Regions from separate parts of the Mus musculus genome. Here region 2 is linked to region 1. The links are chromatin loops, found by intact Hi-C in ENCODE. Cell type or tissue: heart. All regions are shown on one strand. Each heading gives the region's core, and the rest is flanking DNA. Links, peaks and the distances in the headings are about the cores only. Region 1 holds the start of Fam219b (family with sequence similarity 219, member B). Region 2 overlaps Csk (c-src tyrosine kinase).

Region 1 (15,432 bases), core at 2,373-10,372:
TCTGTGTGGCCCTGGCTGTTCTAGACCAGGCTGGCCTCAAACTCAGATCTGCGTGCTCTGCTTCCTGAGCGCTGGAATTGAAGGTATTTGCCACCATATCAGCCATATTGTAGGCCCCCCCTCAAGTTTTTTTATTTCGTTTAAATGAGTGTGTGGAGTTCAGGGGAACAACTTAAAAGATTCAGTTCTCTCCACTAAGTAAATCAAACTCAGGTTTGGTTTGTCTGGCATAGTGGCAAATGCCTCTGGCTGAGACATCTTGTAGCTTTTCATATCTTCCTACCAGGTTAAGGCAAACAGTAGAATGTAGCAGTAAGGTAGGAAATGGGGTTTAGATTCAGACCTGTGTTAAACTCTTATCTACCAAATAGCACTTTTCTTGAGACAAAATTACAACTTAACAGTGAGGGTGAAGATTGTCACCAAGGCGAAAATGTTTTACTGCCAAGTACATCCTGGGTCCTCCACTCCCACCCCTAAAATTAGGCAACTTCGTTTTTCATTGTTTCCAAAGAGCAGAGTTGGAAGGTTTGTTTATAGGCCACACAGGGGCAGAAACAAACGAATGGATTGGGTGATTACTTTGCTCTGCTTAGAAGCCTAGGGCAGGGAGACAGGAAACAAAACTGACCAATACAGGTAACTTCTGGTTATTTTTTTCTACAAAAGAATTACGGCAGCCAGGCAGTGGTGGCCCAGGCCTTTAATCTCAGCACTTGGGAGGCAGAGGCAGGTGGATTCCTGAGTTTGAGGCCAGCCTGGTCTACAGTGTGTTCCAGAACAACACAGGCTACAAAGAGAAACCCTGTCTTGGGGGGGGGGGGAAGAATTATTATTATTATTATTATTATTATTATTATTATTATTATTGAGGCATAGAGAGCTATGCTGTCACACCGATGAAACCGGTTTGGCATATCTGATTATTTCTTTCACCTGATTTCTCAGGCCAGCTTCAGTCCGGTGACTTGGAGTTTTGTGGATTAGCCAGATCTTGTGGATACTGATCTTACTCCAACAAAATTGTCTCACTTATTTTGGAAATGAACTCGGCTTCATGTGTGTTAGGCAACATTCAACAACTGAGCTGTATTCCCCAGCTGAACAATAAACTGAGTTGTGTGTTTCTGGAAGTAAGCAATTCCAACAGCTGGGAATGGTAGTGTAAACCTGCAATTCCAGTACCTGGGAAACCAAAGCTCGGGGATTGTGAGTTTAAGGCCAGTCTGAGCTACATAGCGAGATTCTGCCTAAAAATAAAAGGAGTCCGGCAGATAGTTTGGGGTGGAATTCACAAGATAGCATAGGTTTTATCAAATCTGATTTTTTTTTTTTCCCAAAGCTCTGATCCCAAATGCTTCTTTTTCTCCTATGCAGCATTTTTTGTTCTTTTGTCCCTGGGTTTCGGCTGTACAATATTGACCTACCCTTTGACAATGTGTTAGCCATGGAACAGTCTCGCGATATTTGGCAGTTTCTACAAGGATCTGGAGCTTATTTCCAGCCAGACACAAGCACATCCCTTGGGGGCCAGAGTCAAGAGTCTTGACACAGCCTTGTACCCTGCCACATAGACTCAAGAGTGCACTTTCACCCTGCTTGCTGGTGTCCAATTTATTTTTGCTACTGCAGGACTTTCGTTCTTTTTTTTTTTTTTTTTTTTAAGACAAGGACTTATAGCCCAGGCTTGTCATGAACTCGGCCTCCACCTCCCTTGACCTGAGCTTACAGGTGTGCACCATCATTCCTAACTTCCCATTTTACCACCAAAAGAGGGAGGGAGAGAAGAGGAAAGAGAGAGAGGGAAAAGGAGAGGGAGGGAGGGAGGCCTTTTGCATGCCAGGCAAGAAGTCTATCTCTGGGCTATATAATTCCAGCCCCAAGGTTGTATTTAAGTGTGGAAATATGCCTAAAGAGAGCCAGCTGTGGTGTATGCCTTTAATCCCAGCACTTGGGAGGCAGAGGCAGGCAGATTTCTGAGTTCGAGGCCAGCCTGGTCTACAGAGTGAGTTCTAGGACAGCCAGGGGGCTACACAGAGAAAACCTGCCTCGGAAAAAAACAAAAAACAAACAAAAAAGAGCCAGCTGTTGCCAAGGTCTCGGACAGGCAAGAAACCAAAAACCGGTGGCATTTGTGTAGGATGCCGTGGGTAAATCCTGACCCTCCCAGGCCTGTTTTCTAGAGAAGAGCCCTGTAGCCCCTTCATATGAGCCCGACCCCTCCTGTATTGGTCTTAAAGGAGCCCCGGCTGCGGTGAAAGAGGCCTGCAACGCGACTTGGGTCGGCACAACCCGCTAGCCTACCATGTGTCATTTTACTTGACTACAGACTGAACTGACTTTCCTGCACATCCACAGGCTCAGACAGACTTCGGGTCTCAGAGTACCTGAAAGGCAAGACCTGGGCTGGCCAGTTCCTGACGGGTAGGGCGGAACCTTGATGCTCTCTCCGCAGCAGGCGGCCGGAAAGCGCCAAGGGAAACCCGCGCCTGCGCGCCGCCATCTTTCTAAAGGCGTGTTACGTCTTGTCATTCGTTCTTCCCCGCGCCGGTCTGGCCACTGGCGGAGCGGGGCGGGACCGGTCATGGCGACCGAGGAGTTCCGCGGGCATGCGGTGCGGATGTCCACCCAGGGGTCTCAGCCTGGCGCGGCTCCCGACAGCGTGGCAGGAACTGCGGGGCTGCCCTCCGGACAGAGCGGCGGCGCGGGCCTCCGGCTCGGGGAACGCCCGCCCCCCGCCATGGAGAAGCGGGGACCCTACTTGGTGACACGCGCACCTTCCATTCAGGCTAAGCTGAGTGAGTGCAGTGGGCTGCATAAGGGTCTCTGCCCGAGCGGGTTGCTGTGGCCTGGGGTTGGTCTCTAGAGCCCCGTGATCTTGTCCCCAGAGTGGAGGGGGTTTAGGTGCAGCCCTCTCCTGTCCCCGACAGTCCGAAAAGCAGCAGAATGGGGAAGACCTGGCTGACATAAGACCCTTTGACTTCCAGAGAAGCACCGGGACCATGCCAAGGCCGTTCTGCGGAGAAAGGGCATGCTGGGTGCCTTGACGAACCGACCCGATTCTTCAGGGAAAAGGTCTCACTGGGCTTTTTACTTCCTCTGTCAGCAGCGTTCAAAGGCCCTATCCCTTCCTGTTTGGGAATCAGGGCACTGTTTAAGGTTGAGCTAGCTAGCTTATTTGCTGGTATCTTAAGAATGGGAACTAGGAGGGATGGGGCTGGGTGGGAGAGTGAGAACTGGAACTACCTCTACTCTTTATTAAAAGACTGTGCAAAATAGAAAAGTCATAAAATAGACTTTGTAAAAGGGGAGTTGCATCAGTGCACAGATAGGATAGCATTAAAGGATGAGATGGTTGCTGGAGTCCCGGGAGTGAAGATGGAGAGCCCGTGCAGTATTTTTGGAGTTTTTTTTGTTTGTTTTTTAAAGGCAGAATGGTACCCTCTTAGAGCTGAATAAGACCTCACACAGCTGTTTATAGCTGAAACTCAAATGTGACTTGCCTGGGATCCCCAGGCTAAGGTGGAAAGATGCAGCTTTTTACCTGGTTCCTGAAATGGGGAGGTGGGCCTTTCCTAGGAGCTTTCAGTGCAGTAGAGTGGGCCAGAAAAGAATCCGAGAAGCCGGAGCCAACTGCATAGAACAGCAGTTCGTGGTGACTGTGACCGGGTAGAAGGAAAGTCTGGAATAGTCCACTCAGTTCTTTCTGCATAGGGATCAGGGCTCTGGCCTTCCCTGTGAAATGCCTCTGCTTTCTTCCCCGCCCCATCTCAGGTCAGTGAAGTTTAACAAGGGCTACACTGCTCTTAGCCAGAGTCCAGATGAAAACCTGGTGTCCCTCGACTCTGACAGGTGAGTGCTTTCCTTGGAAATAGTCAGCAGTGACTTGAATAGATCAGCAGAGTGCTTGATGCCCTTGCCTGCTGCCTTTCTCCCCCGAGGCCCTTCATGTACACTCCAGGGCTGCTCTCTTTTGACTGCTGTCCCTTCCAGGGATAGCATGGCTGGAAGTGTTCCTGTCCTATTGGGCTTGCACTTTTAGCGAGAATCACCTGCGGGAGCCATTGGTGCTCACTGGGACTCTGGGCTTGAGTTCTCTGGTGTGCAGTCTTTGCTTCACAAGTCCTTCAGACCCCCTTGCATGCCCTCGCCATTTGCAGCTGTGCCACAGAGATGTCCCCTGAACTGATTGTCTTCCTCTTCTCCTAGTGATGGGGAGCTGGAATCCAGATATTCCTCCGGGTATTCCTCTGCAGAGGCAAGTCCAGAGCGCCTATCTGTGCAGGGTCAGGCTGCAGGCAGGTCACCACCCACCACTGCCAAAATGTTTGTGCTGCCTGCTGTGTGCACAGCACGGTGCTAGATTCCACTTTGCTCCCTAGTCTTCCACTATTCCCTCTTCCCTAAGCAAAGAGAGACAGGCATCTTAGGATGGCTGTTGAAATTCAGGAGACTATATATCCTCAGAGCTAGAAGTGATGTCAAGTCCATAATCTTGGAATCCTCTTTCTAAGTTCCGGCTAAGTGTCTATAAACTGTGCTGGAATGCTTCTTGTGATTGGTCACTCACTACATCTAAGAAACATTGCTTGCTGCCCTCTTTGGGTAGTTTCCAGGTCTTCTGTTTCTTGCAGCCTGGACCCACTGGTCATAGGTTTGCCTTCCAGTGTTGAAAGGTAATTCAAGGCTTCCCTTTTTTTCTCTGAGTCAGCATTCAACCCTCCCCCACCCATCTTCCACTGAGCTTGCTTTCTTCAGTTCCATCTCTGGCAATAGTATGAGCACACCTCCTAGGCTGGTCTTTAGGACATCTTTCTAGAGTGATTGTCCCAGCGAGAACCAAAGGGACAGAAAATTCTCAGCCAGGCATGGTACCATGTGCCAGTACAAGTACAAATGAGCTGCAGTTAGGGACATGGCCGCACTGGGTAGCTCGTCTTTATTCTCCTAGGAATCATTGGTTAATCTCAGTTTTGCAAAGGAGAAAACAGCTTGCACATTGTACCCTCCTTATATGTCTAAGACATTAAGATTGTCAAAAACTAAGGAAATTCTGTCAAGAATCACAAGTCTAAAAATGTCCTAGCATCATTGATGTCCTGCCTACCAGCACCCTGGTGAAAGCAGGCTGGCTTTGCAGGAACCTAGCCCTGCCAGCACAGAAGGAACTAGCAGCAATGCTGTCCCCCTACCACTTTCTACTGTTCCACATATACCTCTAATACTCAAGCCTAGTTTTCTGTTGCCAACCTTCCTCTCTACATAGCCCTGGCTGTCCTGGAACTCGCTCTGTAGATCAGGCTGGCCTTGAACTCAGAACTGCCTGCCTGTCTCCCAAGTGCTGGGATCAAAGGCATGTACCACCACAGAGGACAGCCCCATATTCTTCAATCTTGATATGGATATCTGGGTGACAGATTTTTAAAGAGAAGCCTGGCTGGTTCTCAGTGAGCCTCTGGGGAGTTCCTCACTGCTGGAAAGACACTGCACAGAAAGGGCCGTCCTTCTGTAATGCAGGATGTGCAGAGGCCTGGGGCTAGGTAGAGCAGGGACCTGCCTTTAGGCAGCAGCTCTGTATGCCTCGCATCCTGTTTTACACTTCTGTCCTCTTCCTTTAGCAGGTGAACCAGGATGTGAGCCGGCAGCTGCTGCAGGATGGATATCACCTGGATGAGATTCCAGATGATGAGGACCTGGACCTCATTCCTCCTAAGCCTATTGCTTCTTCCGCGTGTTCTTGCTGCTGGTGCTGCCTTGGGGATTCTTCCTGTACCCTCCAGTAGCCATAGCCCTCCAGGATGGGCCGATGGCCCCAATGGCCCTTCACAGTGATACTCAGTGCACTGGGTATCACCGCCAGCCTAGAACCACTGGAGGCATTGACCTCTGGGGAGGCCAGTGGCCTACAGGAGCCCTCACCTGGTGCTTCTCATGTCAGAGGCCCCCGTCTGGGTCATAGGTGATAGGTGGAAGTCGGCAGGTTCCCACTGGGGCAGTTTCAGGAAGCCACTTTAATAAGGGAGGAGAAACTTCCTGAGGTTCTTATGCTGATTGCTAAGAAAACCATTTACAGACATTCTGACTCCTCCTGAGGAGGGAGAAGAAAGAACGAACTCCTTCACTCAGGCTGTGCTGGGGGTATGGTGAGAGGCAGAGAGCAGCACTTTATGGCTTGCAGGAGGAATCTCAAAGAATACAGCTGGGAAGCGCCAAGTGGGTTGTTCCTTAGGTTACAGCAAGGAATCTAACTTAATGATGGAGTGGGCCTGTGGCTTTCAGAACCTCTGAACTTGGACCATTCTGCTGGCCCTGCTGTCTGGATGGGCTTAGTAACTCTGTTGGCCCTTCCCCTGTTACAAGAGAACTGCTCTGTTGTATATGTTTATTTATCTGTAGTTCCTTGGCATTGGAGAGTTTCTCCGACTTTTTTTTTTTTTTTTGAGGTAAAAATTGGATTGGCAGGAATCTGCAGTTTTTGTTATTACCAGCAGAGGGAGCTGCTGGGAAGTTAGTGCCTTCCTATGTTTAGCTGTGTAAGCTTTTGAGAAGTATTGATGGATGAGAGGTGTCCTGGTGTAGCTGTGTGACTCTGGCCTACATGGAAATGTTTAGACAGGATGGGAAGGGGAGACTTAAGCCAGCTCCTGGACCCCACTTGAGTTGATGAATCTGCAGTGCAAGGAGGCCTTCCCTCTAACAAGGCACATTTCTCTCCCCAGCACAGGGCTCACAGGCTGGTAGAGCACTTGCCTAGCCTGTGCAAGGCTAGGGCTGATGCACAAAACAAAACAAAAAAAAAAGCCTCTGGGAGAACACAGCTAAGCCCCAAGCCTGAGACTCAGTACTAAGCCTCTTCCTGGAATCTAGTTTTCCCAGTCCCCCTCTGCCCGGGTCCTCCTCTTTGGGGTTTTTTTTTTTTTTTTGGTTTTTCGAGACAGGGTTTCTCTGTGTAGCCCCCTGGCTGTCCTGGAACTTACTCTGTAGACCAGGCTGACCTTGAACTCAGAAATCCACCTGCCCCTGCCTCCCAAGTGCTGGGATTAAAGGCGTGCGCCACCACTGCCTGGCCTCTTTGCTTTATCTTACCCAGGTGTGTGGTGAGGCTTGGGGTAGATACGGTTCCCAGCATAAGGGGCGGCAATAGTCAGAGTTAGGGGTTGGGCACCACATGTGACTGTCCGTCCAGTGATTACTGGAGGCTTAGGAGAAATGATATGCCTGCTATGTCCTTTCATAGGTAGTAGCAAAAAAGGTAAGATCAAAAGATAAGGCTTTCCCTATTACTTGGCCACAAATCTGTTCTCATGATTGTTGCCAGTGCCTAGCAGGGGGTTTTGTTGTTGCTCTCAGGCTGTGGAAGGCTGAAAAGAGTATACTATGTCTAGGGGCTTTTTACTCGACTGCTTGGCAGCATCACAAGAAGGAAGATGGGACAGAAGCCAGAGGCACATCTACTTGGTTCTTGGGTTGGGTCATAGATGCTGCCTGGGCTCTACAGTGGGAGTCTGCAACTCTGTGCAAGGATCTCATTCTGAGCACTTTATGTATGGCCTGCAGGGAAGGAACACAGACCATATCCAGGCTTCTAGGGCTCTGCAGAGGTGGAGTCCTCATGTGCAGAGGGAACAGAGATAGTACAGAGTAGAGAAAGACTTGGTGGTAGGGCTCAGTGAGGCCACAAGGGCTTGTGGAACTTAAGTGTGGAGTTCTATTTCTGTTTGGTTAAAACAGAGTAGCCTGGACATTTGGCAGCTCCTGGGGGTGGGCAGTGCCCAAGAAACCACACTCTCTGGGGTAGTTGTACTTGGCTAGAACTGTCCCTGGAAGGAAAGTTGTCGAGCTAGGTGGCCTCGTGTGGAAAAGCATTACTTGTGGAAAAAGCTCAGTAGTGTCCAGCTAGGAGGGATAGAAATGGGCAGCTGTTAGGGGACAGACAAAAATAACACCAATAAAGGCACAGAGGTGCTCACACCCTAACTGCCTTAATTCCAAGGGCTGGGTGTTCTGCGGGAGGCTGTCCCTGGGAAGGAGGGCGTCTGAGCCTCCTCAGGAGTGCCTGTGCCTCCCCCACGTTTGTTTACACTGCCCCTCAGTCCTCTTTCTTGCCTTGCACTTTCATAGTCTGTTATAATAAATGCAGTCCTGGTAGTGAGCTGTACTGTGCTGCAGTGGGTGGCTTGGTTTGGTTTGGTTGGTTTGATACAGTTTTTCTGTGTAACCTTAGCTATCCTGGAACTCACTCAAACTTAGACCAGGCTGACCTCAAATTTAAGAGATCCACCTACCTCTGCCTCCCAAGTGCTGGGATTAAAAGCCAGCTTTGGTTTTTTAATCTTATGTGGGGGGGGGGGGTACACTTAAGTGTGTGTGTACTACATGTATGCAGGTGCAAGAGTCCATAGAAGTCAGAACAGGCGTCAAATCTCTTAGAACTGGAGTTACAATTGTGAGCCACCACATGGGAACTGGGAATGAAACCTGGGTACTCTGCAAAGACAGCAAGTACTTTTTAACTGCTGAATTGTGTCTCCAGCCCCCAATACATAGCACTAGCCTGAGCTGTCTGATAACCTCAACAATACATAAAGGGGCTACGAAGATGGCTCAGTTGTTAAAGTGCTTACCATGCAAGTATGAGGACCTGAGTTCAAATCCCTGAGCCCTCACCCCAAGCACCCAAATAAGAAGCCAAAAGTAGTGGCACACACCTGTAATCCCAGTTCTGAGGAGGTCAAGATGAAGGACCACTGAGACCTGCTAGTTAGTCAGTCTAGCTGAACTGGTGAGTTCCAGGCACCAGTGAGAGACCCTGTCTCAAAAAAAGGTGATGGTTCTTGAGGAGTAACACGCAGGTGCATGTATGTGCACATACATGCCATGTGCACATACATGCCATGTGCACATACATACCATGTGCACATACATACCATGTGCAAACACCAGGGGCCATTAGGAAGCAGAAGCAGAGCTCCAAAGCCAACCTTTGGAACATGAAGACAGTCTCAGAAAAAGTCAACTACAGGAGCAGAAGGCCTCCCTGCAAGCTGTCCAACTGAGGCTGGAGCTGGCTTCCTCTCCCACCCCTTCCTGTAAAAGCATTCTGGAATCCAGCCTGCCCACCCCCACGAAGCTGTATGAAGAATTCAAACCAAACCTGGACATCATCAGAGAGCTCCTTCCTCCCACATCAGGGACAGGCATACCAAAGGCTGACTGCTCTTCACTCTGTATCCTCAACACAAGTGATCTTTAATTACTTTGACGGAGCTAGAGGGAATACGCTTCATTAGTCCACTGGCCTACCCCTTCCCTTCCTTCCCTTCCCTTCCCTTCCCTTCTCTGCAGCTGAGAGCATGCTGAGCTAATGCTGGGGGATGCATGCTTTGTTAGCCTAACACCTCAGCTAGGGCAGAGTGGTTGCCTCTTTGGTGGACACACTGGCTCAGAGGTAACAGTGTTGAGAGGGTACAGAAGAGTGGCAGGCCTCAGGCTTCATGCATACAGAAACCTTGTCCTGAAGATGGTCCAGCCTGGGCATGCTCCTGGAGTTACTAATGCCAAATTTACTGCTTCTAATCCAGTATACATTCAAAGAGTGCACAACAGGGACAGGGATTGGGCTACACCTGAAATATGGAGCTGGCCAGGATACAGTGGTAGGCAGAGAGACTAAGAACTAGTCTCTACAGCAGACAGCAGGCCCGGAATATCAGCAGATCCTTGGGCACAGTAATCTTCAGTAAGACACTCTCATTGGCTGCAATGAAGAGCACTCCACCACGGTACAGAGGGATTTCTGCATGGGCTGAAGGTATGATAGCTGTCACTGTCCCTTGGACCATCAGAAGGATGCTGGCAGAGTCTAGTGTTGAGACTTTGTATTCAGTGACAGAGCTAGGGACCTGTCAGAAAGAAGTGATAGAATAGTATAATTTGCACTCTACTCCTGGGTTCTAGACCACCTTGGGGGCTTTGCTGCCTCCTTTCCCATTATTCAAGCTCTTGGCACTACGAAGGCCCACATCTGGTCCCTGGCAGAGAGACAGATGGGCTCTGTGGCTGCCCCGACTAAGTGGGCTTGACAGGAAATCCAGCCCCAGGTATCCCCATGTAAGCTTCACATGCTACCCAGGGAACCTTCCTGGTCCACCTACTTACCTCCATCTTCATAACAGTGAAGTCTGGCACAGGAGGATCATAGATAGAGAGATAGGGGTCATCTTGACTCTGTGCTGGGGCAAACAGCCTGTTGTTGCTGGGGCTAGGTGTGTAGTTGAGCATTTCACACAGGGTTGGCACATCAATGAATTTGGGTGTCAGGCCAGCACGCACGGTATTGTCCGAACATGCCATGCATTCCACGCAGTCTAGAGACAGAGAAATGTCATGTAATAAGATGGTGAAGTACGCCATGGAAGTTGGCTCTCTAGGGCTGAGCCTCCTAGCTTAGGCCATGTGAGTGCCTATGAATTGGGTTAAAATGTGTGAATAGCATTGTAAGAAAATATGTGAAGGTATTAGGCCCCAAATTATGTTAGCCCCTGCATTAGCAAGACTTCTGCAACAGAATCCTGCAAACAGTCAAACGGGACATCCAGTCAGACATGGTGGTTCAAGTCTATAATCACTGCACTCACAGGCTGAAGGGGGGAGGGGGTGCCACACATTTGAGGCCGGCCTGGGCTACAGAGTGGAGACCCTGTCTTAAAACAAGAACAGCAATAAAAAGGGAGGCTCCCTGGGCAAAAATGCAAGCATGAGCACCTGAGGTCAAATGCCAAGACCCCACATTAATGCCAGTGTGTAACACAATGGTGGTAATCTCGGCAGTCCTCCGGGGAGACAAGAGACTCTCTGCAAGTTCACTGCCAGCTAGACAGGAGTATGTGGTGAAAAAACAAACCAAAACCCATAAAAAGAAACAAAATCAAAACAAAAGAGACCCTCAAACCAAGTGGAATAAGGATGAACCTCCAACCCCCAGGCTCCTGAGCTCCTTGCACATCCTTTGGTCCATGTGCACCTGCATTCACACACAAAGAGCATCCTTTTGTTGCATCACCCATATTTTAGTGTAAAAATCTCTCCAGGCAGGTAGCATTGGTATGCAGTCACAAGTGAGAACAGCAGCTTTGTCCAGTGTGGCTTGCCTCAGATTTCCACACTCATCAAAGGAGCTTAACATCAGAACTTGTAGCTAGTGGCAGATTGTGAGCAGTATCTACCGCCCAGCTGGCAGCTACTACCATCCATACTGGCTCAGTCACCCCGAGGTCACCAACCTCTCTCTTTCAGCCATATGAACAAACAAGGTCCAAGGTGGGTGGCCCTGGGGCTTACTACTAAAATGGGCTCACCTCCCTTCAGGTAGGCATGGGGTACGTTGGCATCCAGAAACATGGCTTCCCCAGGCTTCAAGGTGAGCAGGTTCAGGAAGTAGATGGCGAAACATCCGATATCACCTGGGTGCTGTTGGTGCAGCTGCAGCAAGAGCTTCCCATAAATGTCCTCCATATTGTTTCCGTCAAATACTGAGGGTCACAGAGCATCCCAAGGCCACTAAGACACACATGGTATCCACAGCTTTACCCTGACAAGGGAGCCTTGGTGAACAGTCCCTACCTGACAAATGCAGCTCTTAGACGGGGCCTCTCTTAAACATCCCTCATCCCTCATCTTTGCACAAAAATATCATCTCTCACCTCAACCATGCACAGGTCTGGCCTGGCTACAACAGCTGGGCATTGTGGTACACAGCTATAATCCTAGCACCAAGGCAGAAGGCTCACCGTGAGTGAGAGGTAGACAGATTGGACTGCTGAGTATGACCCTTTCTCAAATGATACAGGCTAGGGACGTACCTTAGTTGGTAGAGTGCTTGCCCAACATGCATGAAACCCTAGGTTTGATCCTCTGCCCCACAAAAAAACAGGGATGGTGGCACATGCCTGTAATCCCAGCACCCGGAAGATGGAGGGAGGAGTGTCAGAACAGTAAGGCCATTCGTGCCTATATAACATGTTTGAGGCCAGCCTTGGATACAAGAAACTTTCTCTCAAAGAGAGGTATGGGGGAAAATTATATGAAAAAATATTTAAAACACATATACCACTAGCATCTGTTTAGATTTTGACAAAAAACATTGTCTCCAGACAATTGCCCAAAAACAGTCTCCCAATTAGGGACCACTTATTGCTCTTAAGCTCAAAATCTATTACAGACAGGGAGGTAACCCGAAAGCTTCATGGAGAGTGTCAAATTCCCTACTAACCAAGGACTTCCCCTTTGTTAGCACTTCAGCTCCCTCCCATGTCTCAGGAAGTCTGTCCATCTTAGCAAACTGGGATGGTTGCCTACCCCAGAAAGCACAGGGCACAACATGCTATGGGCCAAAATGTGCCCTGGAAACTGACCAAGAGAAGAGGCGCTCAGCCTGGGCCAGAGGGAGGAGGGAGGCGTCTTGGGAGGGCAGGAGCAGGGTGAGCTGAGTTTCCTGGAACACGCAGATAAGGGAGGAGTGTATTCAGAATGTGCAGGACCCACAATAAAGAAAGCAGTGTTCGTTCCAAGTGGGAGGGTGGTTTCGGTCTTTGGTCTTCACATAGATACTTGCTCAGTGCCTACTCAGCTAACACTGGGAGGAACATGAAGTCTCTGGCCTGGAGATTCCCCGGTTTGAGCAAGTGAACACATGGTGGTAAGGAGTCCCTGCATACTTGGATGTCAGAACCGAGCGCAGGCCAAGGTTCTCTAATAGTATGCAAGCAGGTAAGATACTCGGAACCGCGACACGGAACGAGGGGGCATGCACAGGTGAGAGAAAATGGCTGTAACACCAAAGTCACACAGCCGACTTAGGCAAAGACTGAACCGCAAGAGGGTTCTGGGGCTGCCTGGAGAAGGAGCTGGCCAGTCGGGCAAGGAGCTAAGGCTACATCGAGGAGCTGCCATGTAAGCTCCTGGCTGAGACTCTGCCAGGAGTCTCACTGTGTTCGTTGACTCTGCAGGACAACAGAGACTCAACCACACCCGCCTTGGTCGTTTCCTGAACTCTGTTAGCACAAGGTCAGACATCTTTAAGGAAGAGGTTGATGGTTCAGAGCACAAGGCTTGCGTCCTCTAGCGAAGGGTGTGCTTCCTGCTCCCTAGCCCCCCAAATGCAAGTCTGCCCCACGGCAAGCAGCCGGAGAGTTGGGAGGAATCTGGGAACACCTGGAGAGAGGGCCCTGCTAGAATCCATCCTCTAGGCCAGTCTGCTTCCAACCACCTCAAGGAAACCAGTCTAGAAGAAGCATTCACCCTGGGGCCGCAACTCCACCAAGACTGGGAAAGAAACGGTAGCTGCCGATCTTAGGACCATCTAAGTTTGGCCCCTTTTAGTGTCCTGCTTGGTGAAAAGGGCCAGCAATCCTGTCTCCATGCCTCATCCCAGCCTGGTGTTGGGAGCCCAGGCTTAGGCAGCGTACCCACCCAGGCCCCTGCCACACCCACCTTGCTGGGAGATCCGTTTCACCAACAGGTTAAGCTGCTCCACCACCACCTTCTTCTCACTCTTCATCAGGTGGGAAAAGCAGTTCCTCAGAGCAGAAGCCATGGCCTCAGTATCCCCACCCACGCTCTCCTTCAGCTGTGCTGTGGCATCATCTCCAATCAGCAACTGGAACTCAGGCACCTCTGTAGGGTGGCCAGGGCAAGGAGATGTCAAGAATGAGGAGACAGGACAGGAAGAAGTGAGGTCCTCCCACTGCATCCCTAACCAAAGACCAGCAGCGCTACCCAAACCTTGCTGTATAGACATGGCTCACCACCAGCCCTCAGCAACCACACCTGAGCCTGGTCTCACCCTCTGGCCCACTGGCCCCTAAGACTGCCTCATGAGGCCAAGATCCCTTTAGTCCCTACGATATTAAGCCTCACTGTCTCTATTTCCCCTCTGGCCCAGGCTCCTCCTATGTTCCAGGCCCAGTGCATGTACCCTCAGCATTCCCACCCAACCTTACTCTTCATAAAGGTCACAATCTCCTCCACTGGCCGGAAACCACACAAGCCCTGGAAGGAGGTAAGGGCAATGGCCATTTCTGGCTTGTGGTTGGCATCAGGGTAGTGCTCTGGAGCCTGGAGATGCAGCTTCTCTGCCAGCTCCTGTGGATGGGCAGTGGAGGACAACAATTGGGGTACAGCTACCATCATTAGGAGTACCAGCCTCTGCAGTCGCTGCTGCCCACCGCTCCATTTACCAGAAAACAGTGGCTTCTTACCTCTGGCAATGATCGCAGTCAAGGCATCATGCAGAAACTTGGAGTTCAGCCTACCCAGGGCAGAAACATGGGCCAGGGGAGAGCTGGGACAGACTTAATTAAGAGGCCTGGCCTGGGGCCAGGAACCCTAAACAGGAGGCACATAAGCTGTGTGATGAGGGTAAATGATTTAGGGGGAGGTAGAGTTAGATTCTATCTGGAGTCTCAGGTCATCCTCAGCTACATAATGCATTTGAGGCCAGCTTGCGCTTTGTAAGATCTTTAAAAATCCCCAAATTAGGGGTTGGAGAAATGGCTCAGCGGTTAAGAGCACTTGCGGCTCTGGCAGAGGGCTCAGGTTCTTTTCCCAGCATCCACATGGTGGCTCACAACCATCTGTATCTCCAGTTCTAGTGGCTTTGATGGCCTCTTCTTTCTTCCAAAGGCACCAAGCATGCATGCGATGTACATACATACACGGAGGCAAACACATAAAATAAAATAATCTTTTTAAAAAGGTCCTGGAAGCCAGGCATGGTGATGCACGCCTTTAGTCCCAGCACTTGGGAGGCAGGCAGATTTCTGAGTTCGAGGCCAGCCTGATCTACAAAGTGGGTTCCAGGACAGCCAGGGCTATACCGAGAAACCCTGTCTCGAAAAAAAAAAAAAAAAAAGGTCCTGGAGCTATAGCTCTGTGGTTAAGAGCACCGGTTGCTCTTGCAGAGGACCTGGGTTCAGCTTGCACCCACACAGCAGCTCATGACTGTCTGTATCTCCAATCTGAGGGAACTCAAAGCCCTCTTCTGGCCTTCCCACACACTCTACTCCTAGAGTGCACAGGCCTACACATGCAGGCAAAACACTCATATACATAAAATAAAAATAAGTATTTTAAAAAGAGTTTAGTCAGACTGTATAAGCCAGGCTGTGAGAAGTTTCCACGGTGGGGTGCAGCTGAGGCAGCAGCTGGGGTGCCTGCCCTGTCCTGGAATTCCGGAATTGAACTCTCCAAGAGAGCCAGGCGGGGCAATGCCAGATAAGAATAGACCTAGGCTGGGGGAGGGGAAGCCAAGGACAAACTTAGAGACTCTCTCTTGGCATAGGCCAGTCAGTTGTCCACTTGCACTTAGCTTCTGTATGTGTCACCAGCATCTGAGCCTGAGCAGCCAAGCTGTTGTTAGTAAGACTTGAATTT
Region 2 (15,432 bases), core at 4,819-12,818, 89 kb after region 1:
CTCTGTGTAGCCCTGACTGTCCTGGAACTCCCTCTGTAGACCAGGCTGGCCTTGATTTGCCTGCCTCTGCCTCCAGAGTGCTGGGATTAAAGATGGATAAGGCAGTGGGAGGAAAAGGCTGTAGGGAGAACAAGTACAAATACAAGTTATAAAATATCTTGTTTGGAGTCTAATTTTTTTGTTTTTCGAGACAGGGTTTCTCTGTATAGTCCTGGTTGTCCTGGAACTCACTTTGTAGACCAGGTTGGCCTTGAACTCAGAAATCTGCCTGCCTCTGCCTCCCGAGTGCTGATATTAAAGGCGTGCCCCACCACCACCCAGCTGGAGTCTAATTTTAACCCAACTAGAAAAATAAGATGATTGGGGAAACTGGAGCAATGGGTCGATGACAGCAAAGAATTATGGTTTGATTTTTAGGTGTGATATGGTACTTGAGTTATGGGTTTTTTTTTGTTTTTGTTTTTGTTTTTTTGAGACAGGGTTTCTCTGTATAGCCCTGGCTGTCTTGGAGCTCACTTTGTAGACCAGGCTGGCCTCGAACTCAGAAATCTGCCTGCCTCTGCCTCCCGAGTGCTGGGATTAAAGGCGTGCGCCACAACGCCCGGCTGAGTTATGGTTTTTAAGTACTTAGGAGAAACACATTAAAGCTTTATGGATGAATTCATATGTCTGGGATTTGTTCTCAACTGTCCCAGAGCCTAGGACAAGCCGGTGGTACAGACAATGCAGGCCAGACCTGGGATGGTAACTGTCCAAATGGACAGTTGAGGGTTCATTACATCTTCTGCCTTTTTAAAGCAAGGTCTCATGTCACCCAAGTTGGCCTACGACTTCCTATGATGCTACTGATGACCTTCAAGGTCTTACCTTGTTTGTGCCAAGGTCTAAATTACAGCATTTGTCAACTTGGGTTTTTTTTTTTTTAATTTATGTTTTGAAACAGTATTTTTTGTGTAGCCCTGTCTATCCTAGAACTCACTCTATAGACCAGGCTATTCAGAATTCAGAGGTCTGCCTACCTCTGCCTCCTGAGTGCTGGAATTAAAGGTGTTCACACCACCAGGCCCAGCTTACAGCTGTTAAAAAAAAAACCTGTTGTTTTCAAACAAGATGTCACTTTGTAGCCCTGGCTGGCCTGGCATGTAGTACCTACACCAGGCTGGTCTCAAACTTAGAGACCCATCTGTCTCTTCGTTCTGTCTCTCCTGCCTGGTTCTTCATCAGTTTTATGTGGTGTGGAGGATCAAGCCTAGGACTTCATTCTAGGCACTCCCCGACTGAGCTACATCCTCAGCTTGTCTGCGGCTTTCTATTCTTTCATGCTGGAGATCCAACCCAGGGAGCCCTACCACTGAGCTACACTCCATTCTATTCTTCGGGTTTGGGGTGGGAGGGTTGGGGTTCTCCTACAGCTGTTTCCTGACTTGGACCTCTATCCAAGCAAGGTATTGTGAATCATCTCCTTCATCTCCTTGGAGTTCTAACAAACCACCCTGATGGAAGGTCATTGAAACTTAGTAAATAATTCTGAAGACTCAGGAAATTCTGAGGGAAGGCTCTTTAAGTTGCCAGTTCTAGAGGTAGGCTCATTGAGACGCAGGAAATACACAATCCAGAGAACTCAGGAAGTCCCTGAAACTGACCGATATATAAGAGCCCTCAAGGTTATAAGGGTTAACTGTTGAGAAGGTTCAGACTGGTGAAGCTGCCTGGAAGACACCGATCTGGTGGAGTTTCTTTCAAGTTGTGCAGCAAGCTCCAGGGCTCAGGCTTTTGTGAACCATCATCCATGTGTTGATACAGCAGCATTTGAGTCGTTCTTCCTCCTGTCAATGACCCGACCCATACTCCTGAAAGTGGATAGGAGCTTCGCTGTAGCATTTACTGATACCTGAATCACACCACCTCCTGGCTTCACAGAAGATTGGCTGGAGGGAACTTGAACTCCTCCCCAGCTACTCCCAGCCATCCTGTTAGAAGCCAGCAATAAAGCCTCATGGAGGAGCAGGCCCAGCTCCCAGGACCCTAAGGCAAAGCGGGCACAGGAGGCTGAGCCCTCCAGTCTCGTCTCACCTGAGACTGTCCTTCAGTTTCTCTCCCGTCTCTTGTCTCCTGCCTCTAGCTTCCTTTCCTTTCCGTTTTTATTTTTTGTTTTTTGTTTTTTTTTTTTTGAAGTGTTTTTGTATCTGGAACAAGTGCTGGAGATTGAACCCAGGACCTCACATATGCTAGGCAAGAGCTCTTAACTGAGCTCTAACCCACCAGCCCAGCCCAGCCCCGCCCCGCCCCGCCCCGCCCCGCCCCGCCTCTGATCAATTTGCAGCTGAGGATGAACTTCCATTGCAGAGTCTCCTGTGCCCAGTTTTCAGGTGCCGGTGACTCCATGCCCAGACTCTGCACTACAAGGAATCAACCCCAGAGCTTCGTGCATGATAGGCAAACACTGCCAGCTACGCCCCAGCCCCAGATTTTACTTCTCTTTGTGCGTGCATTTCTCCTCTCCTCCAACCATCTGTGTGGCTGCTGGGTTGTTGTAAATGAGTATGACATAATTCCTAACCTAGAAGGTACCCCTAATACGGTACTACTTGGTACCCAGAAGTCCTGCTGGGTGTCACCTTCTGCCAGCAGCAGCCAGCCAATAGTGCAAAGGCAGCAGGATGTGCCACTTACCAGGCACTCAGGAAAAGGGGCAGAGATGGGGTATGCGTGTGGAGGGTGTCTCTTGTCAAAGAAGGGCCCATGGGCAGCGAGGTTGACTGATGTGTTCAAAGCTGAGAGGTATGGTATGGTTTGGAAGCAGGAAAATCTGAGAAAGCAGGCCCTGGGCCTCACATGGCTTAACAGACCCAAGGAGCCCAACCTGAAGCTATTATGACACTTTTCTTAAAAGGGTCTCACCTTGTAGTCCTGGCTGGCCTAGAACTCTGTATGTAGCCAAGATGGCCCGGGTGCCTTCTCACCTGAAAGGTGCTAGGGTTTCAGTGGTGTCTATCTGGTTTCAATTTGGTCATCAAACATTTACCAAGGCTCCAGTGTGTGCCTCCCTCCGTTGCAGTGTCAGAGGTCAACTCCAAGGCTGGCTCTACCACCCATCCCTACCACGCCTGTTCAATAGCTTGTTTTCCCCTCAGGACCTGGACATGATCCATGGGCCAGTGTCCTTCCCTCGGACAGTGGAATCTGCACGAGCCTCTGACCTCCTACTCCCTCTACTCCCGTCTTCCAGTTACGGACCCATTTTCCTGGAATGGGCCTGGCGGAACACAGATGCTACCCTGAGGCCAGTTTCCTCAGACTGGGGATGAAACCAACAACAGTCTCGTCCCAGTGCCTTCTTCGAGGCAGGCCCCCATGGCTTCCCCACAGGGCTCTCTGGGCCTCGGTGACACTGGCTCACTCTCTGCTCCACCTCAGGCTTCTCCTCTATGTCTTGCACAGGCAGTTTTGATTATTTAAAGACAGGCTGTCAGTCAGTAGCCCAGGTTGGCTTCTAACGCATAACCTTACCTGCTTCAGCTTCCTGAGGGCTGGCTTGGCAGGGGCTTCCTCTTCCGGATGTCCTAAGACGCCCTCAGGGTTCATCTTGTGCCCCTTACCATAGGATGTTCACCCATCAGGTTCAATCCACTCACTGGCATCTCTCAACTTCCTTCTCCAGCCTGGGTTCCAAAAATTCCCTACCTCTCGGCAGTTCCCAAGACACACAACTCAGTGTGCCCTCAGCAGTTCCTGTGTCCGTCTCTCCTCGGCAGGTGACCAGCTGTCGTTTTCCTCACACACAACCCACCAGAGAAGGCAGAGGTGTCTGGCTCCTCCCTTTCCTTCATGTGGTGCACGCTGACCCCATGACTAAGTTCCGATGTTGCCCCTTTAATCTCCCTAGAGTCCATCTGCCCCCACCATCCTTATTCTTATTTGCCTCACACACACCCAGGGGGAATCACTTTAAAACTCTATGACCTGGCATGTCTCTGCTGCTTCAAACGTGTTCCTGGATTCCAAGAGCCCCTGGCCTGATAAAAACCACATGCAGGCTACAACCTTCCCTCCCCAGCCCCATCTCCTATCTCTCAGCAATGTCCATCTGTAAAGAGTCATCTTCACCCACTTTCTCAGAGCTCTTCGACAAGTTTCCCTGCCTAGGTCTCCTGTCCAGGGGGGCGGGGGATACAAGCCCCACTCGTGCTCGCACCCAATCCTGAACTCAGCCCAAATGCTGCTTCTTGATCTATAGACAATACTCTTGTGTTAGGCATTCCTTCACAACAAGAGAGCCTGTCATTGTGTGACTGTCCCCTTAACCATGGATTCCAGTCTACTCCGCTCCATGTCTGAATCATCCGGCAGAGTCTACACACAGCAGGTATTCGACCATTTGCAGTTGACTGACTCATAACAATTAGCCTGAAGTATGTGCAGAAGGTGGCTTTGTGGGGAGGCATTGCTTTGGGAGGGGCTGGGGCACAGTGGGCCTGTGGAGGTAGACAGAAGACGAGCTTCAGGCCAGAGCACAACGGGACAAGGGGAACCTCCCCACTCATCTCAATGAATCAAGGCTCTCCTACCCACTGCGGCTCTGCAGGCCCTGGACAACCTGGGGGGAGGAAAGCCCATGACTGGTCCTCATTCTCCCTCTGTGTGTCCCAGCTGGGACAGACAAAAGGTGCCTCGCTCCATGCAAAGCCCAAGAGGGCACAGGGCTTGGCACACAGTAGGGTGGGGAAGAGCAAAGCTGTCACATGTTAGATGAGACGTGAGAAGCCCCAGGGGCTCCCCTTCCCATCACCCTTGAGGTCAGTGTGGCCTGAGGCATGTTTATCTGGGCTCTCACCCCAGAGCCACATCCCATCTGGCCACGCCAGGACTTCACTTCTTTGTGCTTCAGGCCTGGACAACACGGCAGAAGCAGCCAGAATCCCCAGCAGCATACCAAGGACCGGTCCCAGAGCCCGAGGCAGCCCAGGAGCTCAGGCTCGGGTAGTAGCTGGCAGAGATGGACAGCGGTGAGCACTTCCCCACGGGCAGACACAGGACACTGGCTCGTGCAGCTGACACAAAGAGGCGGTTACATCTCCTGGCCATGCTTCCCTCTCAGCCCCACTCACAGAGACAGGGGGATGGACAAGATGGCATGGGAAGACGACTGGGCAGACAGGCAGGCTCGGCGGAGGAAGCGCCGAGGCTGGGTGGCGGTGTCCTCATGGAGTGGTTTATTGATTCCATCTCACAAGGCGGTGTGGGTGAGCGGCCACAGCACATGAAATCCAAGCCCCCGACAGACGCCTGCCTTGGGCACATGCAAACAGCGCAACATGGTCAAGCGCAAACACAGGCGACCGAGGCAACACTGGACATGGAACACGGGATGGGGGACGGGCTGGGGTGATGGGTCCCTAGAGAGAGGCTGATTCCTCCCCACCCCCAGGGGCAGGACAGGAAAAATAAGATTCGTACTTCTTGTAAAATGCCCATTTGCTGGGTACTTTCTTTCTCCTTATGTTGAAAAATAATAAAAAATAAACACACGGAAAAAAATCTCAAAAAAGGAAAGGAATAAAACTCTAAGAAGGCGAATGGTGGGGCCTTGAGGAGGCCAGCTGCACGGCACTCCTCCTGTTCCTTGGCCTCCTCTCCTCAGCCCCTTCAGTGGGCACCCCAAGCCCTATAGGTGGGTCCATGAGAGAAGATGCCAGGCCTAGGTGGGGTCCCTGGGGGCCAGAAGGGACAGGCAGGTCAGAGGCAAGAGGCCTACCAGCCGGCTGGGGCTCAGTTCAAGTTCAGGCCCAGCAAGCAGCAGGGCACCAGATCTGTAATCTCCGAGGCCCTGTCCCTGCCGGCCCATGGCCTTGGCGGAGGCAGAGGTCACAGGTGCAGCTCATGGGTCTTGATGTGCTCGAGCTGTTCCCGAAGCTGCAAAAACGTGGGCCGTGTGGCAGCATCCAGGTGCCAGCAGTTCTTCATCACCTCGTAGACTGCGGGCGGGCAGCCATCCGGAGCGTCCATCTTATAGCCCTTTTCCACCCGAGGGACGACGTCCTTCAGGGGCTGTGAGCAGATGGTGTGTGAGTCAGCTCAGCGTCTTACAGAGGGAGCCCTACCCAGAAGCCCCTCTCTAAGAAGTCAGGGAATGGCCTGGAGGCTACTCAGGACAGACCAGAGGCCCAGGCTCCAGACAGACAGGCGGTTCCCGTGGGATGCTCTTGCCGCCCCACCCTCCCTCGGCTTCAGCCACACACTGGCCTCCAGACCCATACTCACAATTCTTGGGTAAGGCACTCGCCCGAAGGAATAGATTTCCCAGAGAAGGATTCCGAAACTCCACACATCAGACTTGGTGGAAAATTTCTGCCATGTGGAGAAGAGAATCAGCATTGGGTCCTAGGGAGCTCTAGAGGGGTGGTTCCAGGACCCTCGCTCACCTTCTCTCTCAAGGCTTCAGGCGCTGTCCATTTGACTGGCAGCTTGCCTGTGTCCTGAGTGCTGGAGGCTTCCTTAGTGAGGCCAAAGTCACTGACTTTGGCCACGTTGTCTTCAGACACCAGCACATTCCGGGCAGCCAAGTCCCGGTGCACAAAATTGTTACCCTCCAGGTACTCCATGGCTTCACAGACGTCTCTGAGGGCAGGACAGCCACATGTCCCTCAGACGGGGACTCCCACTCATAGCAGGGCAGGGGGCTCCTTCAAGTTCTTACCCCCACCCAGGTTGCACTACTCACAATGAGAATTTGAGGAGACAGTCTCCACCTAGCACCGAACGACCACGTGATCGAAGATAGTCCACCAAACTCCCCTGCGGGTGGGACAGAAAGGGACAGGAGGGGGTGAGCAGGGAGGAGCCAGAACACTAGTGATAGAGTGTTCATACCATTCAACCCCACAATCTTTGGGCCACTTATGGGTGGGAAAACGGAGGTCTGAAAAGGTTGGCATGACTTGTTTTTTGTTTGTTTGTTTTGTTTTTCGAGACAGGGTTTCTGTGTAGCTCTGGCTGTCCTGGAACTCACTCTGTAGACCAGGCTGGCCTCAAACTCAGAAATCCGCCTGCCTCTGCCTCCCGAGTGCTGGGATTAAAGGCGTGCGCCACCACGCCCGGCTCGCATGACTTGTTTAAAGTTGGCCAATAAACGACTGGCCAGGCCAGGCAGAGTGGAGGGGCTGTGGGAGGAACAGGGTGAGGCTGAGGAGAACCTACCTTGGCCATGTACTCTGTGACGATGTAGAGCCCACCCTTCTCCTCCACAATCACACCCAGCAGCTGGACGAGGTTGCTGTGCCGAAGTTGCCTGTGGCAGGACAGGGTGGTCAGGAGTTCGGCCTGCCAACCCCCCACCCGGTGCTCCACCCAGGCAGTCCAGCTCACGTCATGACGGAGGCTTCAGCCAGGAAGGCCTGGGCAGTTGCGTCATTCTTGATGCACTTGACTGCAACTTTGTTGCCCCGGTAATCCCCCAGCATCACATCTGCAGGAGAGGCAGGGGCTAGTTCCTGGACTCCCAGGGCTCCCCCCACCTAACCCCTCTCCCGGGCTCCGTCAACTCACCTCCAAACTCCCCCTTCCCTATTGTCTGTAGCAGCTTCAGTTCCTTCATGTTCAGTGCCCAGCCACCTGGGGACAGGGACCGGGAGGGAGGCGGAGTGTAAGTGAAGTGAACAGCTAATCTGAGGCACTTGAGATGACAGGCACAGACTAAACAGTTTTAGATGTGGGTGTCTGGGGTTTCCAAGCCTCTAGGGTAAGGGCAGAGGGCCCAGGTGAGGGGAAGTGGGCAGGTGGGAGGTCGGGTGCAGCGCGCACTCACTGCGGTAGAACTCATCCTGGGCCGCCACGGTGCCCTCCATGACCTTTGGTTTGATGAGGCGAGTGCAGAGTCCATCGGCATCTGTGGTGTAGTGCTGCAGAGGTGGGGCAGGCTCTCAGAACCAGACCCACTGGGCCCCATTTCTCACTGACTCACGCACTGCTCATGTCTGACCACCAGGGGGCAGCAGAGGCTAGTCCACACAGCCTTGAGCTGCTTTGTGTGGAGAGGTTTCTTCATTTCCAGAAGGGTGGGAATGCCTGTCCATTTCCCACATCACCCCAGCCACACTCAGCTACTGGACCCCCAGTTGTCACTACTGCTTTGGGCCTCACCAATATCTTAAGGTAGATAGCAAAACCTGCCCTGTTCCCTATACCAGTCTCTAGCAGGTGTGTACTCAGGGACAGGGCGGGCCAGAGATGAGAGTGAGCTCAGAGGAACCTATGGGTCTTTGATGCCAGATATGGCCTGGCTGGAACGGGTGGAGCCGGTGTTGGAAGCAGCAAGGACCTGTGTGCCTGCCTCCAGGACCTTGACGGCAATGTACACATCCCGACATGAGGTTCTGAGTGCTGGAGGAAGTGAGGTCTGGATCAGACAGACACCTCCAATGCGTAGACGAGGGGATCTTCGCTGATCCGAACCTTTGTGTCCTGATCTATAAAATGGGGATACCAGCCTATTTGTGGGCACTTGGGGGCAGCTTGGGGACAGACCTAAGCTCTTTCACACAGCTGGTGCTCCACACATGTGAGGAACCAAAGACTCAAAGAAGCTGTCAATGTGTCTGGGTCACTGCCAGGTGAGCTGGGTCTGGGTCTGTACTAAATGCCCTCAGGTAGACTCAGGCGTGTGTGTGTGAGAAAGGGCAGGATCACCCCCAGGCAGGCATGTACCCCACTCACCTCCACCAGCTGCATGAGGTTCTCAAAGTACACCTCCTCATCAATGCTCAGCTTGCTCGCATGATACATGATGCGGTAGTGCTCCACCTTGCCCTCACAGCTCACACACAGTGTGTAGTCTCCAGGGTAGTTGGTGCTTTCCCGCACGAGGAACAGGCCTGTCTCTGGTGGGTAAAGAAGCCGCTCGGCCTGCTCCCGTGTGATCTTGCCGTGGAACCAGCTGTGGGTGGCAAGGTTGGGGATCACAAGGGTACTGACCCGGGAGCCTCCTGCGTACACCTTCCCAGAATTCCCAATCAGCCAAGCATCTGAGGGTGTCATCTTCCTGTACCCTTTTTCCTTTCATTAGGTTCCTATTCCCCGTCTGTGAGGTCCAACCTCTAGTCCCACCCCTAGAGCCCTCACCCACACTCGGGGCTGCTTTGCTCTGATGCCTTTCCAGGAGGACCACGGCCACTTCCTTTCTGTCCCCCAGACCAGGAGCCTGAGCCCTCTGTCATCTAGGTACTCACGGCATAAGGCTGAGTTTGGTGCCTGCCTTCACACCCTCACGCTTCTGGACATAGTTGGCTGGGATGATGCCCTCACGGCCCACTTTGTTTTTGGCTTTGTACCAGTTGGGGTCCTAGAGAGAGGACAACACAGACACACTCTGAGGCCTGCCTCCTGAGGAGCCAAACCCAGAGGAAACCCCTGGAGGTGAGAGAATGGGACAAGCATCGAGTACCTTGGTGACAGCCACGATGGTGAGCACATCTCCTTTGCAGAAGGGAAGGTCTTGCTCAGCAGTGCCATGGAAGTTGTACTTGGCAATACATTCTGTACCGGATGGCCAGGCGGCCTGCAGGATAAGGGAAGGGTGTGTGGGTACAGCCTAGGGTCCTTCTCTACCAACCTGCCTGAATGCCCTTGAGACCAAATCATCTTAGCTGACTTCCATGAACCTGGGGGAGATACCCTTTTCTAAAGAAGTCTCCGGCCCCTCCAGCTCAGATTCCTCTGTAGCCCTCCCTGGGGCCCCATGCCCAACAGAGCACACTGGAGTTAGTGTTACGTCACACAGTCTTGACTGGGAGGGCGGGTTGAGCATGGGTTGGAACGGGCTGCTCTAAGTACCTACTCTCTGTCCGGCCTGGGGAGGGCGGGACGTGGGACTGCTTCATCTGTTCCCTACTGTTCCCACCGCAGCCCCACGATACCTGTATTGCCGACATCTTCTGCGGTCTGGCGTCCCCGTGCTACAGGAAGGCCGATCTGTGACTTGGTACCATGAGAGCTGTGGGAGAAGAGCGGAGCTGAGGAAGAGTGAGAAGATGACCCCACCTCTGCGTGTGACCATCAGCTTCTTCCTTAAAGCTGCAGGCCTTGGTGCCAAGGCTTCTACGTGTGGGTCCAGGGCTGTTCTATCCAGCCTCAGGATAGAAACACATAGACTTAAGAGTCCCAGGGAGGTGGCTATCAGTCCTGTCTCTGATATGACCAAAGGACCAAAGAGGCCTGGAAGATTGGCAGGGAAGGGAGTCCAGGGAAACTCTGAAATTGGGCAGGTGCTATGTGGTCCAGGAAAGCTTGTTTAGAGGCCTCTGTACAGACAATGTCTGTGCTTCCTTCTCAGTACACACCCAATAGGAAACAGCCCGTGTCTACCAGGAGAGGGGAAGGTGCTCTCCCGTGGTGTGCTCTGTAGGACCGGTCAGACAAGGAACTGCCCAAGTGCTGAAAATGAAGTAGCCAAGGTAGGGAGGTGGCACAGAAGGGAGTGCGGTTCAGCAGTGGCTCGACCCACTCAGCCACTCATCAACCACGAAGCCAGGCCCAGGAAAGCAGGAGCACTGGGGCTCCCTTTGCATCAAGCTCAAAATCAGTCAAACCAGCCCAGGCTTGTAAGGATGAAACTCGGGGAAGGACCGGACAGAGTGTGAGGGGACTTCAGCTATTGGTTATGGGGACTCTCTGAGCTCCCTCACAGGGTTTGTTCAAAAGCAACTTGCTGGCTGTACCCTGAGAGCTGTCCATGCACTTTAGTAAAAGTGATTCCCCAAGAGCAATAAGCATGCCTGCACACACGTGTGTTGTCACCACTATCGTTTCAAATACAGCCCCAGGCCTCAGATAACCCCAGAAAGATACAGAGGCGCTGGGCCTACTGTTTCCTTTCTGGTGAGAAAACAGAGCCAAGGCCCTCTGTGATCACAGGGTTAGGTGACAGACCTACCTGAGATGGGATAGGTGAGGTCTAGCCTTAGGCCATTATGTATGTATACTACCACTGGAAGGTCTAGCCTTAGGCCATTATGTATGTATACTACCACTGGAAGACGACTTTCAGTGTAAGTGCTGTAACATGTGTATGGGCATGTGCGTGCACACTGCACATACACACACGTGCAGGAAGCATGGGAACTGAGCCCTTAAGACTTCAAAGATAGAGGGTGGGAGCTAGGGACCTTAGTGGACGGTAGTTGCCTAGAATGCTCAAGAGTCTGGGTTCAAAACTCTAGGACGAGGTGCAGATCTCTATGTTTTAAGTCCATGACCTATCAAGCAAATACAATTTGGTACAGAAAGGTACTTGTTAGAAAGGCAGAGGGAAGAGGGTGAGGCAGAGGGATGGCTAGTTGGAGGCCAGCCTAAGCTATGTGGTTAAAACCTTGTTTGAAAAGAAGATGACCAGAAAAGGTGACACAGAGAAGCTTAGTATATTAGCTGAGATGGTTAAGAGCACTGGCTGCTCTTCCTGAGCCTCTGGGTTCACTTTCCAGCACCCACATGGAAGCTCAAACTGTCTGTAACTGTACTTCCAGGGGATCTGACACCCTCACACAGACACATGCACACAAAACTCCAACACACATAAAATGAATGAATCAATGAATGAATGAACGAACTGGTCTGGGTAGAAGCTGATGAAATAAGGCAGAACCAGCACCCTTGTCTGTCTGCTGCATGAGAAGGGTTCTGGTGGCCCTGGCATGAACACTGCAGGGTAGCAAGGAGCCTCCCATGGCACCGTAAAGAGCCATGGTTGGGCCCTGAGGGTGATAACAGAAGCACGCACTCCCGAGTCCAGCAGAAGCAAGGGTAGAGGGTGTGGGGAAAGGAACTCCTAAGCAAGATCCCTGGTTCTGATCAGATCTGGGCCTTGAACCTGGCTTTATCAACATGCCACCTCAGAGAGAACAAATGAGCCCTGTGGGCCTCACATCCCCTCTCCCGGAAACGGAGAACAGTGAACCCCTGCAAGGAGACTGGAGGGAACAGAATGAGACTTCAGAGTTGGAAGGGCCTGACATGTCTCCTGTCCCCTTCAGAACAGTCCTTCTTGCAGCCAGAAGCAAGCAAGGCTATCAAGCTGTTGTCTAGACTGACGCCCAGAGAGAGTGGAATAGGCCCCACCCCCTCACACCCAGTATTTCCATGATGGAGCCAGCATGAGCATGAAAGCCACTTCCTGGGCCCTGTGGATGCCATGCAAGAGCTGTGAGCCTCCTTCCCTGTTTCATACAAGTGAAAACTAAGGTCCAAGTAGTTGCCCAAAGTCACAAAGCCTGAGCTAGGGTCCCACCGCCATTGGTTGAGCCCCAACCTTAGGGTCCTCCTATGGAAATCCTATTAGCTCAACAGCTTGCCACACCTCCTCCTCCCTCCCCAAATTCAGAACTCACTGCTGCCACCACAGGAGGCAGCGGAGGCTGGGCACAGTTAGTCACCCTTCCAGCTGTCAGTTTGCAAACACTCCTTCCTGGCCTGCAGCTGCCGTGCCACCTCCCTGCTGCCTTGATGATAATAATAAAGCTAATCACAGGCCCTGTTTTCTGAGTACTTACTCAGTGTCAGGCCTTATCCTTGGCACTTCATGGCTCGTCCAATCCTAATGACTGAGAAACAGAGGGGCTATTATTACCAACCCCATTTTACAGATGAAGGCCCCAAGTAAAGCCCAGAGTACTGTGAGGCCGTGCCTGAGGCCACAGCTCCAGTGAGATGTCATGTCCTGCCTCAGACTCCTGAGCTCCTTGGCCAGGACTCTCTGCCTACCTGGTGGCCTCTGCCTTCCATATCTCGCATACCCTCAGGGACCGTGGTCTATCTGGATGGACAGGGCAAAGAGCAGACATGTAGGTAAGGATATGGGGAGAGGATGGGACAAGGCAGCAGTGGTCAGGGGATGCTGCCAGAGGGGAAGACTGCTCAGCCACCGGATCCAGGAGAGTTGAACCTCCCTGACTCCATCCATAGCAGTGCCTTCTGAGGCTCTTATTCTTCATGTACACAACAGCTAGGTGAGAAGCCAGCTGCTGTGACACCTGGGTCACTACATGCCTTACCAGACATCCTCTAACCTGTCAATCATGTGAGGTCACCAGGCTAGGATGGCTGAGCAAGATGCCTTGCCTTATGGTCTCTCCAGCAAAGTCTGATGCTGATAGCCAGCGTGGCTTAAAGAGACTGCTTATTGAAAGCCACCTTCCAACTAGCCAGTGAGTAGGCACAGAAAGTCCTTTGTGGGGTCACTTGAATGACCAAGGCGCTCTAGGAAGGCAATGCAGGACCACTGTTCTGGGAGTAACTCTGTATCCTGGCCCTGGCCCTATGACCTCTGGGGAATCCGGGAGCTCCCTATATTTGCTGACTTCAAGCACTGTTTCTGTCCCCCTTTCTCACACCTGTTCTCAGACACCTGCACTCTGACTACTTACCTGTCCTTTCCCTTCATCCAAGGCATTTTTATGCTGCCTAGGGTACAGCCTCCTATACAAGCAGAAAGCAAAATAGAATAGGTGGCAAGAGATTGGAGAGAGTACACACTTGAAGCCACACTGAACTAACTACACAGTGAAACCACCAGGCGTGGTGGCGCACGCCTTTAATCCCAGCACTCGGGAGGCAGAGGCAGGCAGATTTCTGAGTTCGAGGCCAGCCTGGTCTACAGAATGAGTTCCAGGACAGCCAGGGCTACACAGAGAAACCCTGTTTCAAAAATCAAAAATGAAACCAACCAACCAACCAACTGAAGAGCTAGATCAGCAGGTAAAATGTTTGCTGTGAAGACCCAAATTTGGTCCCAAGCACCCAAATGAATCTGAGTGTCGGTGGCATGTGCCTGTCATACAGTGCTGGAAGGCAGGAACAGGGGTTCTAGAACTTGTTAGTTCGCCTGCCTAACCTACCTATCGAGTCCCAGGTTGCAGTGAGAGACCCCATCCCAAGAACAAGATGAACAGTTCCTAAGGAATGACACCCAAGGTTTCCCTCTGGCTTTTACACTCATGTGCACACAGGCATATCCACACACAAGTGCACATGGGCACACACACTCACCAAACTTAAAGACCAAACTCTCCAGAGTAAGGCATCTGATGCCTGTGACTAGCAATCCAGCAAGCCCTGCATGCAGCCATGTATGTACGGATAACAGGTCAGTAAAGCAAACTGTGAGGCACATGAGGAACTCCGTTCTGATCCCCATCCCACGCCCGGCAATACAATGGCACTTGTGGTCAAGCCTGACAACCTGAGTCTCACCCCTGGAAGGAGAGACCCAACTCCTCATAGTTGTTCTCTGACCCCCAAATGACACACACTGTGTGTGATGTACACGGGCACATACGCACACACACATTATAACAAAAATAAAAAGAGGCAATGTAAATGTGGGAAAATGTTAAGATCACATAAATATACGCAAAGGATCTACAAGTGTCTAACAACTACTACTACTGCTTCTGCTGCTGCCTCCCAAGTGCTGGGATTAAAGACGTGTGCCACCATGCCCAGCTAGTTTTGGATTTTTTTAAAGATTTATTTATTTATTATATGTAAGTACATTGTAGCTGTCTTCAGACACTTTTTCTTATTGCTCTGGCCCCGGCTTGCTCCCTGTAGCTGTCTTCAGACACTCCAGAAAAGGGCGTCAGTTCTCATTACAGATGGTTGTGAGCCATCATGTGGTTGCTGGGATTTGAACTCACAACCTTCGAAGAGCAGTCAGTGCTCTTAACCGCTGAGCCATCTCTCCAGCCCTGGTTTTGGATTTTTTTTTTTTTTTTTTTGGTTTTTTTGAGATATGGTTTCTCTGTGTAGCCCTGGCTGTCCTGGAACTCGCTTTGTAGACCAGGCTGGCCTTGAACTCAGAAATCCACCTGCCTCTGCTTCCTGAGTGCTGGGACTAAAGGTGTGCGCCCCATGCCCGGCTGGTTTTGGATTTTTGATACAGGTTCTGGTTATATAGTCCAGACTGATTTCAAATTCCATCCTCAGCCTCCAGGACAGGGTTACTGGCAAGCACCACCACACCCAGGTATAAATTGTGTGGGTTAGCATCTTTTATTACATTTTATTTAATTTATATGCATGTGGATGTGTGCCCCAGTGTACATTTGAAAGCCAGAGGGTAACTTGTGGAAGTTGGTTCTCGCCTTCTGCGTGTGGGTCCTAGCGATCAACCTGAGGTAGTCAAGCTCGGTGGCAGGCACCTTTGCCAGCAGAGCATCTCCCTAGCTCACAAGTTGTGTTTTAGAGAAAGCAAATACACATTCCTGAGCTTAGAGATGTCTAGGGAATCTTTGAGAGACACAGAGAAGGCTGGAGAGATGGCTCAGCAGTTAAGAGCAACTGTTACTCTTATAGAGACCCTGGGTTCAGTTCTTAGCACACATATGACAGCTCGTAAATGTCTGTAACTTCACTTCCAGGGAATCCGACACCCTTTACTGAACG

Evidence for each region. Peaks named below come from ENCODE experiments on the same cell type or tissue, not always from the same donor. Only the 100,000 strongest peaks of a DNase experiment are listed, where the experiment ranks them.
Region 2: a loop joins it to region 1, with 2.3 times the contacts of the local background. A loop is called at or near these places in 2 of 42 quality-filtered maps.

Annotation. Positions count from the first base shown.
Region 1 is chr9:57,535,037-57,550,468 of GRCm38, forward strand. Fam219b (family with sequence similarity 219, member B) reads left to right here and starts at 2,492. Exons shown (of 5, transcript NM_001166364.1): 1 at 2,492-2,798; 2 at 2,988-3,075; 3 at 3,775-3,852; 4 at 4,210-4,258; 5 at 5,619-8,151. The coding sequence starts at 2,585. The coding sequence ends at 5,783. It overlaps Mpi (mannose phosphate isomerase), which reads right to left. Exons shown (of 8, transcript NM_025837.2): 4 at 14,001-14,142; 5 at 13,492-13,674; 6 at 11,358-11,531; 7 at 10,159-10,367; 8 at 9,232-9,902. The coding sequence ends at 9,684. In heart, for the core only: a CTCF peak has its summit at 6,487 (motif pointing right); a DNase peak (open chromatin) is centred at 2,475; H3K4me3 peaks cover 1,827 bases; H3K27ac peaks cover 1,301 bases.
Region 2 is chr9:57,621,456-57,636,887 of GRCm38, forward strand. Csk (c-src tyrosine kinase) reads right to left here. Exons shown (of 13, transcript NM_007783.3): 2 at 9,912-9,988; 3 at 9,440-9,553; 4 at 9,225-9,337; 5 at 8,713-8,932; 6 at 7,805-7,898; 7 at 7,546-7,611; 8 at 7,366-7,465; 9 at 7,198-7,288; 10 at 6,722-6,795; 11 at 6,423-6,618; 12 at 6,262-6,348; 13 at 5,191-6,048. The coding sequence starts at 9,926. The coding sequence ends at 5,866. Among named protein-coding and RNA genes, the nearest start is that of Lman1l, 8.4 kb to the left of the region's middle. In heart, for the core only: a CTCF peak has its summit at 12,410; DNase peaks (open chromatin) are centred at 7,316, 7,506, 7,976, 12,246 and 2 weaker places.